Regions from separate parts of the Homo sapiens genome. Here region 2 is linked to region 1. The links are chromatin loops, found by intact Hi-C in ENCODE. Cell type or tissue: heart left ventricle. All regions are shown on one strand.

The links. Hi-C counts contacts between places; a loop is a spot of excess contacts. Peaks named below come from ENCODE experiments on the same cell type or tissue, not always from the same donor. Only the 100,000 strongest peaks of a DNase experiment are listed, where the experiment ranks them.
Region 2: it touches region 1 in a loop (3-fold over the local background); 4 of 110 quality-filtered maps call a loop at or near these places.

The regions. Positions count from the first base shown.
Region 1 is chr7:141,365,664-141,369,663 of GRCh38, forward strand. The region is part of intron 2 of TMEM178B (transmembrane protein 178B); the gene reads left to right. It overlaps LOC124901760 (a long non-coding RNA gene), which reads left to right and starts at 1,472. Exons shown (of 2, transcript XR_007060563.1): 1 at 1,472-1,530; 2 at 3,128-3,580. In heart left ventricle, no CTCF peak of the experiment used is centred here; no DNase peak of the experiment used is centred here; H3K27ac peaks cover 2,749 bases.
Region 2 is chr7:141,280,259-141,284,258 of GRCh38, forward strand. The region is part of intron 2 of TMEM178B (transmembrane protein 178B); the gene reads left to right. Among named protein-coding and RNA genes, the nearest start is that of TMEM178B, 210 kb to the left of the region's middle. In heart left ventricle, no CTCF peak of the experiment used is centred here; no DNase peak of the experiment used is centred here; H3K4me3 peaks cover 1,147 bases; H3K27ac peaks cover 1,724 bases.

The DNA.
Region 1 (4,000 bases):
ATGGCTGTCTGCTCACTGTGTGCCCGTGTCTTCACATGACATTCTGTCTGCAGGTGTCTGTCTGTGTCTCTTGTCTTCTTATAAAGATACCAGTCATATTGGATTAAGGGCCTACACAACTCTAGTATGACCTCGTCTTACCTGACATCCTAATTACCTCTACAAAAATTACCTGACATCCTAATTACCTCTTTCCAAATAAGGTCACCGTCACAGGTTCTAGGAATTAGGACTTCAGTGTATCTTTTTTGGGGATACAATTCACCCTGCAACAGTGATCTCAGGCAAGTCGTTTAACCCTCAGAATGTCACTTCCATCTTTTGTCTGCCTCTCCCATCTCTTGGAGCAGATCAAATGCAATAATGTTGGGAGAAACGTTTCTATAAAGCATAGAGCGCCTTTATGGCTGTATTAGTGCTTGTTCTCACCCTGGAAGGGATGTGGTAAGGTCAGAGATGATGACTGCTGAGCATGTGCGTTCCTTTGGAGCTATCATAAAAATAAAAGCTTGTAGCATTTATTATTAATAACCTGTTTACTGGATCCCTGGAGACCAAAGAGCCTGCTGATGGGATCCTTTGACACACTTCTCATTTTTCCTCTCCTGACCACTCCCTCTCCTGAAAGCATGTCTGTGACTTCTGGCTCGAAAGGGAAATGAATGTTTTGTTTTCCCTCCCAAAGAAAATAAACGCTATGCAAGGGTCACGACAAATTTGTTTCAAGGAATTTTGCTTTTCAAATCCATGCTGACTCCCTGACTTGGTTGCCTGTTAGACCAAAGGATACATTTCCTTGTGTTTAAGGCCTCTTTGTTTCTGAAGGTTTAAAAACGTGCATGTCTGGTCTGTATGTGCTCAGGGATCATTTGCTTTGGGGAGGGGCTTCTTTGCATTCTTGGCATTTCGACCTCTTTGTCTTCCCAGCTGCCCTTTCTTGTCTGTCTTTGGATTTCTTCTTATCCTCTTTATGGGGCCATTTTGTTTAGTTTTCTATAACTTTTCTTTAACGGCCATTTCCCTCTCTACTTTTCTGCCCCATTTTCCTTCTGCTTTTCTTCTTCACTTCTGCTTCCTTTCCAGAATGTAGATGTCCCTCCCCTCTCCCACTCACGTCCTTTCCTTCATCCGATTTGGATGGGCTCCTTGGCTAACCTCTGGTTAATTTCATTCTAGGGGCTGCTCAGGCTCTCCGGCCCACAGTATACCCTGCAACTCTTCTGTGACAGTTTATAATCTGTTTTATGGACCTGAAAACTATTCAATCTCCTGGCTCCCTAAAGGAGACTGCTGATGCTAAATTGAATGTGGAGGGTCTGGGTGGTGGAGCTGCTCCTTGATGGACAGCTGCTTATTTATGTCCCTCCGTTGTTTGTTGAGGGATTGTGCTGCTGCCATTCAGGGGGAGCCACATGACAGCAGGGGGGAGGGGTGGGGGGGGCAGGGGTGGGTGGCCAGGGCCTGTGAAGACAGCACCAGCCCAGTGGACCAGCAGAGGGAGGAAGGGACTCTTTCTGTCCTTCTCGAAAGGTAGGAATTTCTTTTACAAACCAATTATTTGATAACAGGGTGGGAAGGTACTCCATTCACTGGTTCAGCAATTACCTTTTTTTTTTTTCTTTTGAGACTAAATCTCATTCTGTTACCCAGGCTTGAGTGCAGTGACATGATCTCGATTCACTGTAACCTCTGCCTCCTGGGTTCAAGCTCAAGCGATTCTTGTGCCTCAGCCTCTTGAGTACCTGGGATTACAGGCATGTGCCACTACACCTGGCTAATTTTTGTATTTTTAGTAGAGATGGGGTTTCGCCCTGTTAGCCAGGCTGGTCTGGAACTCCAGACCTCATGTGATCTGCCTGCCTTGGCCTCCCAAAGTGCTGGCATAAGCCACTGCGCCCAGCTGACAATTACCCTTTGAGCTCCTGTTAGGACCCAGGCATGATGCTGGGTCCTGGGAGTATAATGTGAGATAAAACATTTTCTTAAAACTGCAAGATCTTATTGGTCAATACACAAATAATTATAGAAACAAGGTATAATTTCAGGCTATGCTGAACACTGTGGAGTATAACCCGACCTCCTCTCTTGGGAAGCAGAGGGAGGAGACTGAGGGGTTTCCTATGGGACAGGGACCTTGAGCTGAGAGCTGAGAGGTGGTTAACCAAGGGAAGGTGGAGAGGATGGGGTTCCAAGCAGAGGAAAGCACGAATGCAAAGACCTTTAGAGCAGGTCGACCTTGGAGCGTCTGAAGCTCTGAAGACAGGACTTGGGAGCTGGAGAGCATAAAGGCTGAAAGGCCCAAGACCCAAGAGAAGGAGGCAGAGGCCATGCTTATTCTGGAAGAGCAGGCACATGTTGAAAAATACAAAAAGGGGCCAGGCACAGTAGCTCACGCCTGTAATCCCAGCACTTTGGGAGGCCAAAGTGGGCAGATCACTTAAGGTCAGGAGTTCAAGACCAGCCTGGCCAACATGGTGAAACCCCATCTGCACTAACAATACAAAAATCAGCAGGGCATGGTAGTGTGTGCCTGTAATCTCAGCTACTCAGGAGGCTGAGGTGGGAGAATTGCTTGAACCTGGGGGGTGGAGGTTGCAGTGAGCCAAGATTGTGCCACTGCACTCCAGCCTGGGCGATAGAGTGAGACTCTGCTTCAAAAAGGAAAAATGATCTGAAACCCTGCTAGTCACTCTTCTGAACTGATATCATACTATTTTGCATGTTTTAAACTTCTCTGAGCTGTAAGGTATAAAGTGCATAAAGTGTATTTATCATAAGTGTACACCTCATTGGATTTTTACATGAACAGGTTCTATGCCTATATACTTGGGATTCCATTTTTTAATGTAACATTATATCACAAAAATTTTGCACTGTTAAAAGTACTTCAAGAATATGAAACATAAAGACTGAATACAATTCTACTACAGGGGGCTTCTTATCCATGCTCAGTGTGTACATTTCTTTTGTGTTGATTTTTCCCGATGGATCTGTGCACTGAACATTATTGTGGATAAATGTTGATGCATATCTGGTTATCATAGAAATCCTGGAAGTAAAAGAGGCATATAGGTGAGGCTCTTGATACATATTGTTAGATTGCTGAAAAATTCCTTTTTTACTTCAGAATTTCCAATGGTATGAAAACATTCCCGGATCCCCTCTGTGTGGTTGTCTCTTCAACTGGGTCTCTCACTAGAGGACCATGCCGCTCCTGCTTTGCTCCCTTACATCTGAGTCTGAACAAAGAAAAATTCTCAAGGAAGGGGTTGTTAGTGAGTGTTTGACTTGGTGGGAAAGACTGACATGTGGGCCGTGGGCCCCTCCTGTAGATGGGGCCCACTCTAAGAACAAAGTATGGGGCTCTTGCTCACCCCCCTTTCCCAGTAGACTTGTCAGTAGAAGAGGTTTGCAAGCCATGGAAAGAAGTAAACATCCCTTCAGCCTCAACTGGGCTTCTCAACTGTTCCTCTGGTATTTCTTTCCCCAGTGGACCCACCCATTCCCCATAAGGTACAAATATTCAGTATTTGTTTGTATTTGTTGAATTAATAAAGATGTAGTTTCTTAAGTGATACTACCTAGTATAATTTCCTCTCATTATTATTCTTTTCCAGTCTCATCTCTCTTTCTCTCTGTCTCTCCGCGCCGACGTGTGTGTGTGTGTGTGTGTGTGTGTGTGTGTGTGTGTGTGTATGTGTGTGTGTTTATGTAGAGGAGAAAGAAAATAAATATCACCATAGAGAAGGTAAAATTCTGTTGATCTCTTTGGCTCTGCCTTTCTCTCAAAGCAGCAACTCCTTGCAGGGTTTCTGGGCTTCTCCAGCTGTTTAAAATGGCTGGCCTCCTGTGTGCTTCCTTGTTTGTATGTCTGAGCAAAGTGGAAAATTCAAAGGAAGGTGTTTTGCTTTTTCCCTGAGCAAGAATGCCGAGCAGGGAAGCACCTCCACCCCGCGTTCCTAATGGAGCTTGCTCTCTGCAGACTGGCTGTGAGCCCAGG
Region 2 (4,000 bases), 85 kb before region 1:
ACAGGTCAGAAGCAGGCCTGTGTCTCTGGGCACCTGATATAGTTTGGCTGTGTCCCCAGCCAAATCTCATCTTGAATTGTAGCTCCCATAATTCCTACGTGTTGTGGGATGGACCCGTGGGAGATAACAGAATCATGGGGGTGGTTTCCCCCATACTGTTCTCGTGGTAGTGTATAAGTCTCATGAGATTTGATCATTCTATAAGGGGAAACCCCTTTCCCTTGGTTCTCATTCTATCTTGCCTGCTGCTGTGTGAGACGTGCCTTTCACCTTCCAGCATGATTGTGAGGCCTCCCCAGCCACGTGGAACTGTGAGTCTGTTAAACCCATTTTTCTTTAAAAATTACCCAGTCTCAAGTGTGTCTTTATCAGCAGTGAAAACGGACTAATACAGCACCACTAACAAAACTCCATTTTCTGGGGCAGCTTTCTTTAGCATGGAGTTGCTTTCCAGAAAACATACATTTAAATGACACTTTTTTCCTCCTAGCAGAGGTTCTGATTCCACGGGTCTGGGGTGAGACCTGGAACTGGCATTTGTGCCCAGACCCTGGGTCTCGGGGGAATGACACAGGTGGCCTGCTGGCCACAGTTGGAGGCTGCTTCTCTTTCTTGTTTTTTCCTGTTTTCCTGCAAAGCATTCTGGTCTTTCCTTCAGGCAGTTAATATTTTGAAAACGAATGGTTTAATGTACAAAGTGAACTATTTCAGGGAATCTAGGGATGAATGCTTTTGCAAGGTGAAGCACAATCTTTTGATGACGGAGCCCCCTTGTTCTCTTTGCTCTGCACCCTCTCCTGGGAAGGGATATTGTGGTTTGTCAAAATTCTGTGAAGGGCCTTTTTTTTTTGGATTCAAGGCACCCTGTTACCGGAGAGCCTGTGATAACTCCAGCTATTAGTATTAGTTTATTTTAAGTCTCAGTTTTAAAATAGCTGCAGGGCTGCACCTAGAATAAAAATGAATTAAAAAGAAAATCACGGAGTGGAATTTAAATAGTGCCTCAGGGATAGGCTTGCTCTTCTGGTGCCATCAGTGAGACCCACAAGATAGATTTTTTTTTTCCTCCTGAAAGCCTCACAGAACACCACTCACATGAGCAGACAGGGATTTTTGTCATCTTTTCTTTTCTGGGGTTTAAAAATATCCTTTTGAAGGAACACTTGTCTACCTTCCAGTCATTTATCTAGTCTCTAGTTGAGGACTGAGCAGCGAACGTGCGTTGTCTGTCTGGCAGGGACCAAGGACTGCAGGGCGTGATACTGGGAACATGAAGTCCATTAAGACACGGTCCCTGGAGCTTTCTGTCTAGTGTGAAGGTGGAGAAGCAAATGCACCCTGGTAATGGGAGGGTTCCTGTTTGTCCTGTGTGCTACCGGTGAGGAACACAGAGACCTCTTTCTGGGGAGTCAGCTATTTCGTAGAAGAGTCACCCTGGAGCCAAGTCTCCAACGATGGGTCAGAGTTTTCTAGTGGGGGGAGATACTTTCAGCAGAGGGAACAGCATGTGTGCAAAGGGAGGGACACGACATTGTGGAGGTGCAAGTGAATGAGAGGAGAGCACAGGAAAGCGGCAGGCCAAGTGGCAGGCAGGCCTGGGGGCCCAGTCAAGAGTGGATTTGTGTATACCTGGAACTGTCTGGATGTTATTCTGGAGGTGAAAAAAAAATTAGGTAAGAGAGTGATGTGATTGGATTTGCTTTTTGTTTTGAATGACCATTTTGCTGGTAGAGTAGGGATTGTATTGGTAGTTGTGTGAGATTGACAGGGAAACCTGTTTGACAGCTATGGCAGTGGTTTGGGTGAACAGTGCTACAGGTGTGAACCAGGCCAGGGCACTGGGGATGAAAAACTGGTCGAAAGAAGAGGTGTTTAGAAGGTAGAGCAGAACAAGAGGCACTCTAGACCTAGATGGAGTGGCCAGGGAAATAGGAGGAAAATCCGTTGCCAACAGAGAAAATGCAAAGAAGGAAATATTCATAAGGCCTGAAAAATACCCCTGGGTTTGCAAGTTACGGGTTTGCCAATTGTGAGGCTTCTGTAACCCTGCCCTTGGGGAGAACAGTTTTGAAGCATCCACTGGTGGATTGGAGAAACAGACTGCAGTGGTTGGAGAGAGGATGGAAGAGAAGACGCTAAGATAGGGCTCAACTATAAGGAATGAATTGTAGAATTAAGCCACCTGCCTATAATCAGTAGGGCTTTCCTTTTTTATCTCTTTTGCTCATTATTATCACACCATATCCCTGAGGGTGAAGAACAACTTTGAAGAGGCAATGCCTGATAAATCTGGAATAGGGGAGAATAATTGGGAAATTCATTAATGATCACTCCATTTGTAATTCTTTTACGGAGTCCAAATGGTAGTTTACAACACCAATTTAAGCCTTATCGCATGAGAGGTATTGACTTAGTATGAGTCCCTGGAGAGGAATGCTAGTGAAATTCAAACATACTTGTGAATGTAAATTCAAACCCACATAGGACTGTAATCAAGGCACAGCCTATTCAGCAAATGAACACTTGAAGATGCAGGAATGGCAGATAACAATCTCAAAATATTTTCATTTTTCATTCTTTCTCCCCAACTGCATTGGGATGAAAAAGAAGGACAGGAAATAATAATGAAAAATTCTAGGTATAATGATAGATATAATTTATTGAATGCTTAGGTGGTGCCAGACACTGTGCTGAGTCTAGTTTGCAAACTATCTCATCTATTAGGTTGGTACAAAAGTAATTGTACCAACCTAATAATGCTTCCTCTAATCTATGAGGGAGGGACTATTACTATCCCCGTTTTGGCACTGAAGAACTTGAAGGCCAGTTGGTCACAAGTCTGGTTCCATGGATGTCACCATCCCAACTGGGCAGGCCTGGCTGTGTCCTAAGAGCATAGACTCAGCTCTTTCCCAAATGCACTGGCTCTCAGCTTATTTGTCAGCAAAGGGAGGTTGGTTCAAAATGCCTCTAACGTGCTCTCTGGCTGTAACATTCAACCAACTTCTTCCTCCTGTGGTTGCCTTTGCCTCTGGCCCCAGGAATCCAGCAAATGTGCTTTAGCCCAAGCTGAGAGTGACCAGTGGGAATGAAGATATCAGTCTTCCAGACTGGGGAAGCAGACGGTGAATTTCAAGTGCACCAGAGGAATATGGGAGTCCCAGCAGTGGCTTCCTTCTTAAACATTTACCATCCTGTGTCCTGCAGCAAGGGGATGGCATTCCCCCTGGATGGACTCTGATTTGCTTTTAAGTGTGCATTTCTCTAGAAATCTTTTTTTCTTATTCTTCACCTTTTAATTTTGTATGTTTCACTTTTCACGTGTCTTATTGCAAAGACAAATGTTTGAAGTGTTTGTTGAGATTTCCTGTTGTTCTTCCTGAGGCAGCCACAGCATAAGCTCTTTGACCCTCTACTTCTCAGCACATAAGCTTTCTTACCATCTATCACTGGAGTCAGGGGTGAGGGGAGGACCGCATGACAGTTGGTTAATATACACTTATTTTTTGGCAAAAACGTTTTCTCTGGGACCAGAATGATCTTGATACTGAAAAAATTTCTAGTGCTAGATCCTCTTTCTAAGTGTGAAAGGACTTATCTGGAATGCTCCAGAATGATCCCAAGTGTTGAGCTGAGAGGGACCTGGCAGCAGAATCTGATTATTGAAAAGTGGCAATTGTTGATTTATTGAAGACAGAATAATAACTCAGCAGAACTGTTATGTTGAGCTGAACCCGACCTCCTTCAGCCGAATCATGCAAGAATGCCTGCTGCATGGCTGTTGCTGCTACTTATTAAGGCTTGGTGTTCTGGGCACAGTGCAATGCATTTCTACATGGTTGATCCTCACAGCAAATGAACAACACAGGCTTAAGGAAACAAGCAACTCTCAAAGTCCTGCAGTGAGTAGAGCTTAGCTGTTGGTAGTCAACATGCCACGCGATTCGGGAGTTGAGCCTGTCTCCAGAGGTTAGAGATGTTCAGTTTCCTCTTAAGGTTC